Regions from separate parts of the Homo sapiens genome. Here region 2 is linked to region 1. Evidence: chromatin loops called from intact Hi-C (ENCODE). Cell type or tissue: IMR-90. All regions are shown on one strand. Links, peaks and the distances in the headings refer to the core of each region. The heading gives the core; the rest is flanking DNA.

Region 1 (8,687 bases), core at 1,826-6,825:
ATCCACATTTCACACTTAACCAAAATCATGCTCCATTCACAACCAAGGAATCAGAGATATTATGCAGTTTAACATACTAACTTCTTTACTTGCCATAAGCTTTTGCCTTTTTGAATTCAAAATAGTGATGATTTTTCTACTTTTCTGAATTCTTTCTTATTTAATGCTTGTGATTATTTCTGGATTGCTTTCAACTCAGGAATCAGAATTTGTCATTGAAATTAACAAACACTATTGGGAGCCATCCACTCTACTGAAGACTTCATGATTCAACCATTTCTGCTCCTGATTTCCATTCCAACTCATCCTCGTCATTGGAGTCAACCTGAAAATTAGATTTGGCCAGAGAAGCCCAGGACTCCAAATGCTTTCTCATAATTTGCATGCATGGTCTTTAAAAACAGAAAATGTTACCTAAATGCCAATCTTGACAAAAATGTTTTCTCTTTCTTCCAGTGATGCAGAAGACCACAAGCCTTTGAAAAAAGGAAGTCGAACTCCTTCAGACAGGACTGTGAAAAAAGAAGATAGTGACGACAGCCTAGTTGACTATGGAGAAGGGGTTAATGGCCAGTTCAATGAGGATGGCTCCTTTATTGGACAATACAGTGGTAAGAAAGAGAAAGAGCCGGCTGAAGGAAACGAAAGCTCAGAGGCACCTTCTCCTGTCAACGCCATGAATTCCTTTGTTTAATTTTTAAGCTCTTTGCCAATATTCCATTTCTCTAGAATGTTTATCCTAAGCACTTGTTTGTCAGCCCTCTCATACTATGAACATATGGGTAGAGAGTATATTTTCTGCTGTATGTTAGTATTATGAGAATAGTTACAGCAAAAACATAACTCAGTCAAATGATATGTTAATATGAACTGGAATGCAAAGTGCATACTTTTTCATTCAAAATGGGTATTCTTGATTTCCTCAGAACTGATAAAAAATAATGCAACATCACCAACAGATCCTGTTATTTCCTCTGCAGGATACAGTTCAATATGATGCATGAAAAATGCTCCACATTTAAAGGACATACCCGTGTATGTTATGAAAACATGGTTTGATACTTTGTTTATACTACCCTCAGCTGAACCCCTATATATGAATTCCGTTTTCATTGTCAAGAATGTTACTGTAGTATTCTCTAGAACTTCAATGTCTTTGTGGACATTGTTGTGAAATTGGTGACTATGTATAGCTGTCGTTAGTCTTTTTGGGAGACTGTTAGGAACAGTTTGTACAGTATATACTTGCTAAATGAGTTCATTATGACAGTCACATTGCTGATGCTTACTGAGAACTATTACCTACTCTTGGCTCCTGTTACTCCGTAGGCTTCTTAATCTTCCAGGCATTACAGCAGCACAGTGTTCTACTTTTTACATCATTTCTATGTTCGGTTGTTTTTAGGCATAAACAATGTGTATTGCAGTGCATTTCGGCATTTGTGCCATACTGAAAGAATCAAAAACAAATCATCCAAATTAAATTTCAAACATTATTTCAGAGAACACAGGGCAAGACACATACAGTGCCTTCAGATATTAAGCATTCCACAACATCGTGCATTCTGTATCAGCTGGTCCAGTCCATTCTGGGTCCTAGATTACTGTCATTGTCTAAAAGTAACTTTTAAAAAGCAGAGTTCATGAAAACTGCAATGCTGGGAAAAGAAGGAAACATGAAAATAAAAATAAGACAGTTTATTAGAAATAGCATTTCCTCATAAGCATAAAAAGAAAATCTTTGTTGCCAACTGAAGCACATGATGATTTTGTGGTCCTTTATGGTTTCTATTACATTCAGTAAGAAAGATGTCAACATGCTAGAAAATTAATTTTAAAACTAAGTTATTCCAACACTAAAAGCATACAACAGCATGCCAACAGTAATATATTATTCTCCAAGACTTTACCTATGTAAGTGTTCAAAACTCTGCAGCATTAAACAACGTGTATGCAAATTGTTATGGATACATTTCAGAATCTAAGAAATCAGGCAAGTGCTTAAAAGGCCAACGGTCCAAGGGATTACATCTGCAGTTTAAAAAGTAAATATATATTCTATCGTATTCATAAACAATATCTATCAAATGGGTTACCTCCAAATATGAAAATCTATAACAACCTATGGTTGAAGGAATGCTCAGTTTCATTTGCCAATAAATTGGTTTCTCATAACTTGCATCAAGTTTAATTTTAAGTAAAGCTTTTTATATGTAGATATTTTGTTGAATTTGTAAATACACTTAAAATGTAGATGCTATATGCTTATAGGTGTTACATACAAATAAACATGCAATGTTTATGTTGTACTGTATAAGAGGTAAGCTAATTAATGCAGTGAATGGGATTGGAAAGCATCTACTTAAATATCTATTGGGTTCCCCCCTCCCCCCACCTTTTTTGCTGTGAAACTGAAATAGTGAACTTTTCTACGTATTGACAGCAGATTTTTCGATGAAATCTTCAGAGCTTTGCCTATGGGGCACAGTAGGCCTAGTAACCTGGCATGTTTGATATATGTAGGTAAAGCATAATTTAAAGTAATCCCAGGTAAAGATGGCCCTAAATACTTTCATGTCTCTATATTCATTTTTCACAGATCCACCTGTCTCTTGAAAATATAAAAAGACAAAACAGGTTTGCCTTGGCATCAGAGAGCACAAAGATTAAAAGTTACTTTAAATTTGCCAATATTTTGGGAGAACAATAAAACTACATTTTTTCCTCTTCCATACTGGTAGATGCGAAATTTATCTGTGCATGAAAGGGTCACTTCTGTAATAGTGCAACAGATTTGGTATTAAAAATTAAATGTGGTTTTAAAAGTTCCTCTCTCTTTTGTAATTTATGTTCCCAATTGAGTGTGAATGTCCAAGTAATGGTGTATGTAATGGTACAGGCAAATGTGACTGGATTTCCCTCAAAAAAGTAACTATTAAACAGTCTTGATCTCTTTGTGACTTTTAACTTTTTCAAACATATATTGCCTAATGTTTTAAAATGGTGAAAAATTTTATTTTTTACTTTCAAAAGGCTGTTCTATGCAGAGAAAATTAAAACAAAATATAAAACAGATCTAATAGGACATATCAAAAACATTTGAATGAAAAACAGGACTAGATATTCCCAGCCTTTTGAGAAAAGTTCAAGAAATCAGGTGGTGCCTCCTTTCCCAAAGCCTGGCTCCTGGTGTCTGCCTGGGCCCGGCGCTTCTCTTCTGCTTGCCTGGACTCTGCCCTCCCGAATCACAGGCGACTTAGATTTCTTAACTCTCCTGTCTGAAGAGGGACACTACAGGTATCGAATGTATGTCACCCTCTCCCTTCTCTCCACCCCCATGCTTCTAATCTTCTCAAACCCTCTGGCAAACAGCCAAGCCCTGGCGTGTTCCCATGTTCCACCACCTGCCCCTTATTCTCCAGCCCCCTAGTCCCAGCATCACACTGACAAGACCTCCTGCTGGCTCAGAGCTGCCCTCCTCCATGGTGATTTGCATCACATGTTATATAAGTGAACCTTAAAGTGCTATGTAGAGCTTGGTGTTTCCACCTGGAGGGCATGTCTGTCACTCACTTCAGAACAGCACTTCAGGGCCTCTCCTCCCCTCTACAACGTCCGCCAAATTCACAGTCCATAGCTTTGTCCTCATCATCAGTCCTGGGGCTCTTTAGCAAAAAGGGTCTGGAGAAATGCAATCTTGACCCCAAAAAGCATTGGTCCATTGATGGTATGAACTTTCTTGTTCAGATGGCTTACAACAGGCCTGGTTTACCTCTAATGGCTGATTTTGTTTTGTTTTGAGACAGAGTCTCATTCTCTCACCCAGGCTGGAGAGCAGAGGCACTCACTGCAGCCTCTGCCTCCTGGGTTGGTTCAAGCAATTCTCGTGTCTCAGCCTCCCAAGTAACTGGGATTACAGGTGTGTGCCACCATGCCCGGCTAATTTTTGTATTTTTAGTAGAGACAGGGGTTTTGCCATGTTGGCCAGGCTGGTCTCAAACTCTTGACCTCAAGTGACCTACCCACCTTGGCCTCCCAAAGTGCTGGGATTAGAGGTATGAGCCACCGCGCCCCGCAATTTTGGAAAAGGCTTATGGAGGCAAGGGAAAAGAATATGAAGAATTCTTACCCAAATTAAGCAAATCCCTCCCGCTCAGGAAATTTTCCTACAGATTACCACCAGAGGGCTCCCCTGCTCTATGCAGTGTGAGAGAAACCTGCTTGCAGGAAAAAGTGGCCTCTGGACACAGTGCAAACCAGTTTTGATAATCAGCTTGTGATCTGATCATGCAAAAAATGATTGCCTGCTGCAACAGGGGAAAATGGGATTTGCAGCTTTCTCTGACGAGTCCACAGCATCCAGGGAGGAAGCATGTGTCCCTGTGAGCCTTGTTAAGCTTCTTCCTCTTAATGATTGTGGCCCGGGAGGTTCGGTATTGGGAGAGGAAGGAGGAGTGTGCCTCCTGGGTCCTACTAAGCATCCCTATCACGGCTGCAAGTCGGTAGGGATGAGGAGAGGCACGTCATTAAAATGGCATCTCCCTCTTCTCCAGAGTATGCTATTTTATCTGCCAATGGTTTGATGTTTTGTGATGGTATAGCACCCCCCAAAAAAGCACAGTTTAAGCACAGCTCTTTTCACTAAAAAAAAAAAAAAAAAAAAGCAAGAGAGGGAGAGACTACTACTTGAATATTTATACTAAATAAATAAATAGTTCCTAGGTGGAGGTGGAAAATTCACTGGACCGGAAAGAGATGGGGATTTGTCATAGCAACATAACCCCAATTACTTCAGGAAGCCCCCAAACCTGTGAAATTAACCTGTGCTCGCATCTGCGCTTGCTTACAGAGAGGAAGGCCGGATGCCAGTAACCATGAAGTAGCTCAGCAGTACTGCCCCGACCTGAATTCTTGCTTCATTACCATGCTAAGACCTCTGCCCAGGGGCCAGAAATGTACCTTGCTAGGCACAAAAAGTGCCAAGTACAAAAGACAAGACTGTGCACACTGTAGCGCCTCCTGGAAGAACCCACCTTTTTTCAGGAATCCCGCCCCAGTCTCCACCTACCTGCCCTAAGAGCTCTTAACATCCCCCTTTACCCGCCCCCCTCCTTCCCCCACCACCACCTCCCCCTCCCCCGTTGCAAGAAGGTGCTTTGAGTATGAGCTTCCCTTCTCCATTTCTTTATTAACAAAGTTTCTGCTCTGCTTTACCAAGCTTGGTTTGGTTCTATTGGCCGAAACGGCACCAGGCAGGAAAATGACCCCTTAGTGTCAACCAGCCTCCCTGGAGGGTGGGAACAGATTCAGATTCCAGCTCTGCCATCAACTAGCTGTGTGACAGTATATAAATGAACCCCCTAATCTCCCACGTCTCCAAGCCTCTGCTTTTTCGACTTGAAAATGACAGATAGCAGATGTTTTCAAAGGTATCTTTCTGCTTAGATCTTATGGTTCTTAATAACAAACCCACACACACACACACACAAATCTGAGCACCTTCTAGACCCAAGTATTTTGCTAATTTGGGAAGATACACGATGAGCAAAACCAGATGTAGTTCCTGTTCTTATGTAGGCTGGAGGCTGGTGTGAGCAGACAGACATTGTCAAATACTCACCTAAGTGAATGTGTAATTCCAAACTGAGGTAAGAGCTATAAAGGGAAGGCACAGCATTCCATGAGAGCAAATGATGGCAGAGCCCAGCCTGGTCAAGGTGGTCAGGAAGGCATTCTTCGGAAAAGAACTAGATTTGGGGGCATATTATAATTTCAGAATAATAAATGAGGAGTATGAAAACCTGAGACATTCAAGTGGAAATAACTAATAGGAATTGGATATTTGAGCTTACAGCTCCAAAGAAACTTCTGAGATGACAAGTAGCAATTTAAACAATGAGGCATGGATGAGATTGCCTAGGGAAAGAGTGTAGGCAAGAAGGCTGAGGACTACAACTTACTCAGAAACTTCCAAATATAATAGACAGGAAGAGAAAGACAGACCTCTAAAGGAGACCAGTAAACAGGAGCCCGAAGTCAGGAAGAAATAAAGAGAATGTGTTGTCCTGGAAGCCAGTGAAAGAGACCATTTCAAGACCAGAGAATGGTTGATAATGTCACATTATACTGAAAAATCAAGCAAAATGAGGACTGAAAACTATTTCTTGGATTTGAAGACATAAAGGTCATCTAAGACCTTAGTAAAAGTAACCACCTGGAGTGTAGTTCAGATTGGAATGAGATGAAGAGTGAGTAGGTGAGGAAATGGGGACAAGTTCTGCCATTACTCATATGGGCAACCCATCAGTCCTAGGTACAGTTCCTTGACATCTCTCCCTCCACGATCATGTAGTCTACACATCTCACTCTGCCCACAGCCTCTCCACTGCCCCTCCGATTTCCATCGACCCTTCACCTTACCCCTTTTCTCCATCCCTCCTCCAGCACAGATGTTATAGTCCATGTGTGAAACACTCCTGCTTTACATTAAACTCCTTTGGCCTTCTGTCTTTTCTAAACACCCATAGAGAAACTGGGACTCAGGAGCAAGTCTACTGTCTGCTTTCTCCTGCCCGCCCCTAGGGGCTGAGAAGATCAGTGTCACTACAGTTTTATAAATATCTTCAAATGGTTCAACTCTCAACACTGCCTAGTAGACCTGCTATTTTTCTCAGGGGAACTTACATTCTCACACTCAACAATGACTATGTCAAATCTTCACTCTCCTGAAGGATTCAACCCTGTCCTCTCTCTCCACTTACTCTCACAAATCACTTTCTTTTTTTTTTTTTTTGAGACAGATTGTCACTCTGTCACCCAGGCGGGAGTGTAGTGGTGTGATGTCAGCTCACTGCAACTTCTGCCTTCCAGGTTCAAGTGATTCTCCTGCCTCGGCCTCCCAAGTAGCTGGGATTACAAGTGTCCACCATCATGCCTGGCTAATAGTAGAGACGGGGTTTCCCCATGTTGGCCAGGCTGGGTCTTGAACTCCTGACCTCAAGTGGTCCACCCGCCTTGGCCTCCCAAAGTGCTGGGATTATAGGTGTGAGGCACTGTGCCCAGCCTCACAAATCACTTTCTACAAAATGACCTTACATCATAATTCACTGAAAAGGGGGGTGGGAAGCATAGATGGGAATTTCCTCATCTTCCTGCTAGCAAACCAAAATGTTTGCCTCAATATTTTCTCATTCTCTACCTCTACCTCCTGTTAAGACAGAGGAGCCATCCTTCCTCCTAACGAGGGCCAGTCCCTCTACCTGAGCTGGCATCTCTCTCCTCTTTGGTGGGTTCTTACCCATCAGTTATTTCTTCTCCTGTTTAACTGGAGTGTCTGTTGACATTCACGCCGTTCAAGTCTCTCCCATATAAAACAAATGGACCATTGAAACCTTTGATTCCCACCCTACTTACCCCCTTCAGTTATCATCCTCTCTACACTTCATGGCTGAAATAATACTGGAAAAAGTATATGAAGATAATCACAAAAGCTACTGTTTGCCAGACAGTACATCCTTTGTTCCTTCTATAGCCATAAAAATTTTCCAGTCTCACTCAGCGTGTCCTATGGACACTGTCTGTCTTCAGCTGTAACTATTTAGCTCATTATCTCGGTGAATGACTTGACAAACTTTTTTTTTTTCACACAAGAGCGTCTCAGCCTGCACACTGAAATCACCTGGGGAGTTTCAAAACCCTAATACCTGCCCACCCACCCTCACAGCATCTTTATTGTAATTGTCTGAGACATGGCTTGGACATCACAACTTGTTAAAGCTCCCCAGATGATTCTAATATGCAGCCAAGATTGAAACTAGTGTAAAGAAACAACTTGTTCCCACCCTATTGTGTGAAATTATTTAATGAACAGTATTTTGAATACGTTTCTTCCCACAGCCCATGTTTGATCTCAAATTCTCTCATATTCCTCTTATAGGAAACATCTAGAGTAAATAGGCCCCTCATACATTGCTGGTAGGAATATAACAGTTTGGTGATTTCTTAAAATGTTAAATGAAAGTTTACCATATGACCTAGCAAGCAATTCCACCCCTAGGTATATGCCCAAGAAAAATGAAAACACATGTCCACACGTAGACTTGTACAGTAATGTTCAGAGAAGCATTGATCATAATTGCCCCCCAAAAAAAATGTCCATCAACAGATGAATGGATAAACAAAATGTGGCATAGCCACACAACTAAATGGCATATCTATACAAGTAAATGGAATACTATTCGTCGGCAATTTTTTGAAAAGCACTAACACATGCCAAAATGTGGAGGACCGTCAAAAACATTATGCTGAACTAAAGAAGCCATCACACACAAAAACCCACATATTGCATGATTCCATTTCCTTAAAATGTTCAGAAAATGCAAACTTCTAAAGACAATGGACAATAGTGATTGTCTGAGACTGGGAATGGGAACAAGGATTAACTGCAAGTTGGCATGCGACATCTTACTGGAGTGATGGAAATGTTCTAAAACTGGATTGTGTTGATAACCGCACAGAATGGTAAATTTACTAAAAATCATTACATTTTATACTTGAAGCAAGTGAATTTACAATATGTAAGTTACACCTCCACAAAGCTGTTAGAAGAAACCATCACTAGGCTTACGTTTGTCTGAGAAGTGAATAGGCTATGCATAAATTAGGCTTATGATGCCTACACCATATTG
Region 2 (5,000 bases), core at 1-5,000, 160 kb after region 1:
GATCCACCCGCCTCAGCCTCCCAAAGTGCTGGGATTACAGGCGTGAACCAGCGCGCCTGGCCCAAATAAAAGTTTTGATGGTAAACAGCAGCCATGGAATAAGTCTTACTCAGAATCTAAATATTCAGTGCTAAATCTACCTTTTTCATTTTCCTTCTTTCTCTGTGTTACCTGACCAGAGGGTCTTGAAATTAGCAATAATTACTCTCCACTGATAGGGAATACATTTACATCTGATATAAGATGTAAATACAATACATCCGATATAAGATTGATAGGTTATCAAGTAATTGTGTTGATCATAATACCTTATTTTATTGCTCAGTATATTAGGGTATATATTGGGCTTTTGTATCAAAGAGTCTCCCCAAATCTAGTTGTTCAAATAAGGTGAAAGTTTCTTTCTCTCTTACAAAACCCACCAAAGAGTTTTCTAGAGAAGAAGTGTAGCTCAATTGCCATAATTAAGCTTACCAGATAAAATACAGGATGATGCCCAGTTACATTTGCAAATAAATAATTCTTTTTTTTAGCATAACTATATCCCATATATCCCATATAATATTTGTGACTAGTACAAGTGTGTCTCATGCAATATTTGTGGTTGGTATAACCATGTCCTATGTGATATTTGAGACATACTTTATCCTAAAAAATAGTTGTTTATCTGCAATTCAAATTTAACTGAGTGTCATTTATATTTACTTGTTAAATCTGGCAACCCTAGTTATAAGGCCATCCATGTTTCCAGGTTTATTCACATGGTTAGAGTTAGACCACCACCACTATGTCCTCACCTCAACTCGGGAGAAGAGGGAAGACGAGGCAAGCAAATTCCATTTAAAGATGAGACATGGGCCAGGCGTGGAGGCTCACTCCGTAATCCCCAGCACTTTGGGAGGCCAAGGCAGGCGGATCACTTGAGGTCAGGAATTCGAGACTAGCCTGGCCAACATGGTAAAACCGTGTCTCTACTAAAAATATAAAAATTAGCTGACATGGTGGCATATGCCTGTAATCCCAGCTACTCAGGAGGCTGAGGCAGGAGAATCGCTTGAACCCAGGAGGTGGAGGTTGCAGGGAGCCAAGATCGTGCCACTGCACTCCAGCCTGGGTGACAGAGCAAGACTCTGTCTCAAAAAAACAAAAAAATGAGATGTGGAAGTTGCACACGTCACTTCTGCTCACATCTCATTGGCCAGAATTAGTCACGTGGCTATACTGCAGGAGACACTGGGAAACATCTCTAGGTGTTTCATGTGCTCTACTAACACTCTTGGCGAGGGCTCTTACTGTCAAAGGAACAAGGGAAGAAAGAATACTGAAGAGAAATCAGAAGTCTCTGCCATTCTCAATATACTCAATAAAATGAGGGTTGCATTTCCGTTTAATAGAAAAATAAGCTGAAGCTTATAGAGTTGGATGTTATTACGTAAAGTGATATGGCTATTAAATGGCAGTCAGATCTTGAATCCATATGTTACGGTGCTCAGTTCAGAGCTCTTTACCACATTCAACAACTGCTCTTATTACACAATTACATTTTAATCTTCTTGGGAGGCATGTATGGTAATTAAAAGAATGGGCTCACTGGGCGCGGTGGCTCACACCTGTAATCCCAGCACTTTGAGAGGCCTAGGCGGGTGGATCACGAGGTCAGGAGTTTGAGACCATCCTGACCAACATGGTGAAACCCCGTCTCTACTAAAAATAGAAAAGTTAGCCAGGTATGGTGGTGCGTGCCTGTCGCTTGAACCCGGGAGGCAGAGGTTGCAGTGAGCTGAGATCACACCATTGCACTCCAGTCTGGGTGACAGAGCAAGACTCTGTCTCAAAAAAAAAAAAAAAAAAAAAAAGGGCTTTGGAGTCACAAAGTCCTGGATTTAAATGTGTTCATAAATCATAAATGTGTTCAGTACATCAAAGCTGTTGCTACATTTGTTGCTGTTGATGTTGCTGTGACTATCAGCTTTGGTTTGGGTTTTGCACAGGACTAGTTCCAAATGTTGGAATGAAAGGTGAGCCTGCCTCTCCTGCTACTAAGGTGCAACCAGTTGAGTAGAGGCGGGGCTGATTCTTGCTGATCTTTCCCAGCTGCACAAGGCCCTATTTTTAACCAAGGCCCCAAAAAACTTCCAAGCTTGAAGCAAGGAAGAGTGGAGTGGAAGAAGTCCAGGGAATATTGCCAGAAAAATGCTGCTTCCCCATTTAAATTAATTTTACATGTGGCCCAGCCTGTCTCTGGTCTGTAATTTACTCATTCATTCTCTTGTAAAACAAATATTTAATAGATGTGTCCAGCTCTGTGCCAATTTCTGAGTGAGCCATGAGGCCTTTCCTGCATGTCTCAAAATGCAGTTATGAAAAACGTCCACAAGGGCTCTGGGACAGACACCCCCTAAGTCCCTAAAAGGACTCAACCATCTGCTCCCTTTAAGGTGAAATTTGTGGGACTTGGAGGATGTGTTGTCTTTATAATTTTGATTCTTTTGTCTTTTGTGGTTAAATGACATCGGAGAATCTTTTTCTATGTTACGGAAGCATGCATGTTAGCTGATCATGCATTTGATTTACTTTGTAATCAAGGGAGCAATATCTCTTTAGTTGTCTATTGTTGAGACCTGAGACTCACTTCAAAAGTGATTTGCCACTTAGAATAGCAGTCAAGATGAGGCTCGCTTTTTAAATATGGCAGGAGAGAGTGGGGGGAGCATATTTGCTCTACTGAGGGGTTTCCACAAAGGTCAGTTCAAGGGTTTCTAAATACTCCAGCTGCTCTTCAAGTTTGTTGTTTGGCCTCTTGTCAATAGGCGCTTGTGCTCATTTTGTGCAGGAGGATTTGTGCAGGAGAAAATGTTGGCGTTCATAACTGCCATTCAGTTGGGGAGTACCACGGTTTCTCTGTTTAGTTTTTGATTTTACAAAGAACCTAAGTTTAACACATGGACTTTTCCTTTCTACCCGCAGCCATTTCTATAGCTTCATTGTAAGCTATGCATGTATTAAAAGCATTTGAAATTGTATTTGGGCTGTGAAAATATCTGATGTACTGGGCCACTACCCTGTTGTCTTATGTTGTAATTTATAAGAATGCACAGACATAAATGACAGTAAAGAACCGTTTCAGGCTACAGAGCTTGAGAGTGCAGACAGATGAATCAATCTCTGGGGATCCAGTTCAGCATGAAGAACTTAGTAACTCACGAAAACCCCGTGGAGAAGGTTGAATGGCTCTTCGTTTGTCTAGTTACTATAGAATGAATTGGTAGCCCAGCATTTACAATAAGCAGAAGTCTGCAGACCTAGGAAGAAGAGGGAAAGATAAAATTGATTTAGAGGTAACTTGTATTTGAGAAAAAATAATTTGCCCCACATCCTAATACTAAGCTTATTTATGCTTATGTCACTATATAATATTGAGAAACGTGGAAACGTTTTGTAAAACTGGGACAAAAAAGTTGTGGACCAAAATGTTGCTTAAAAACTTGAAATGTTCTCTCCTTAGGTTGTAGTTATTCTATAGCGTTAACACTATTTTGGTAACTTGGATGTCATTTAAGCGGTGGGAAATTTCAAATTTTCCCTTCCAAAAATAGAGACAAAAATGTTTCTAACTATCTTATAATAACAATGAGAACTGGAGTGCTTTGATAAATCTTTTCCTACCTGAATGGAATTTTCTCATGTTGAAACTGACATTAATTGCTGTGGGAAGCAGATGGCATTGTGCTACTTCAAATTACTGTCTGCCCGCAGGTTCCAGCAGTCATGCAGCTGCGTTCTTATAATTTCTCCACTTTCACACTTCTTCCTAAATAGCTGTTCTGCAAACAGACCCATCACAGAATAGCTACTCTTTTTTGTTGTCGTTCAGGCAACTCTCCTGCCTCAACCTCCAGAGTAACTGGGATTACAGATGCCTGCCACCACACCTGGCTAATTTTTTTTTTTTTTTTTTAAACAGTTTTGCTCTTGTCGTTCAGGCTGGAGTGCAATGGCACAATCTCGGCTCACTGCAACCTCCACCTCCCAGGTTCAAGCGATTCTCCTGCCTCAGTCTCCCTAGTAGCTGGGATTACAGGCGGATGCCATGATGCCCAGCTACTTTTTGTATTTTTAGTAGAGATGGGGTTTCACCATGTTGGTCAAGGCTGGTTTTGAACTCCTGACCTCAGGTGATCCGCCCACCTCGGCCTCCCAAAATGCTGGGAATACAGGTGTGAGCCACCGCGCCCGGTCTAATTTTTGTATTTTTTTAGAGATGGGGTTTTGCCATGTTGGCCAGGCAGGTCTCGAACTCCTGACCTCAAGTGATCCACCTGCCTTGGCCTCCCAAAGTGCTGGAATTACAGGTGTGAGCTACCACGCCCGGCCGACATTCTTATGAAACTGATGAGAGGGCAGTAACCTTTCCTCTTTGCAGTCATGTTATGTTAGGCTTCACTATTGGAGTCATCTAGATCATACAAGAGGAGGAACTTAAGCTATTTTCATGTGTCATGCCTTTCTCTAAAAAGAAATGATGCAAGGAAAAAAAAAAAAACTTCTTGCTTGTCTGATCAGACTTTTCATCTTCTTGATGACCTTCCTAGATTTATTAAAAATTACCAACTTGAGAATCAAGTTTGTGAAACTGCATACTTTGGGAGATAACCTTCTGGATTCCAGGATGGAAATCAGAGAAAAGTATTATTATGCAGTTTATGATATGGTGGTTCGAGGAAATTGCTTCTGCTATGGTCATGCCAGCGAATGTGCCCCTGTGGATGGATTCAATGAAGAAGTGGAAGGAATGGTAAGTAAGCCCTCTGTGCACCTTTCTCCTTTATGTGGCTGGTAATAAAATGCAAAGTGAAGCTAGTCTTACCTTAAGCCTTTTACATTTTCTGGGGGTTTTAGTTTTACAGAGTTACATTTAGCCCTTTGCACCATACAGGTAGCTGATTGTTGATTTTCTCTTTGAAGAGTTTCTTGGACACGGAGAATGTACAGACTACTCA

Evidence for each region. Peaks named below come from ENCODE experiments on the same cell type or tissue, not always from the same donor. Only the 100,000 strongest peaks of a DNase experiment are listed, where the experiment ranks them.
Region 2: a loop joins it to region 1, with 4 times the contacts of the local background. A loop is called at or near these places in 8 of 110 quality-filtered maps.

Annotation. Positions count from the first base shown.
Region 1 is chr7:108,141,917-108,150,603 of GRCh38, reverse strand. NRCAM (neuronal cell adhesion molecule) reads left to right here. Exons shown (of 33, transcript NM_001037132.4): 33 at 457-2,955. The coding sequence ends at 694. Among named protein-coding and RNA genes, the nearest start is that of LAMB4, 16 kb to the right of the region's middle. In IMR-90, for the core only: a CTCF peak has its summit at 4,193 (motif pointing right); a DNase peak (open chromatin) is centred at 4,223; H3K27ac peaks cover 183 bases.
Region 2 is chr7:107,980,404-107,985,403 of GRCh38, reverse strand. It overlaps LAMB1 (laminin subunit beta 1), which reads left to right. Exons shown (of 34, transcript NM_002291.3): 8 at 4,593-4,795. Among named protein-coding and RNA genes, the nearest start is that of LAMB1, 20 kb to the left of the region's middle. In IMR-90, for the core only: no CTCF peak of the experiment used is centred there; no DNase peak of the experiment used is centred there.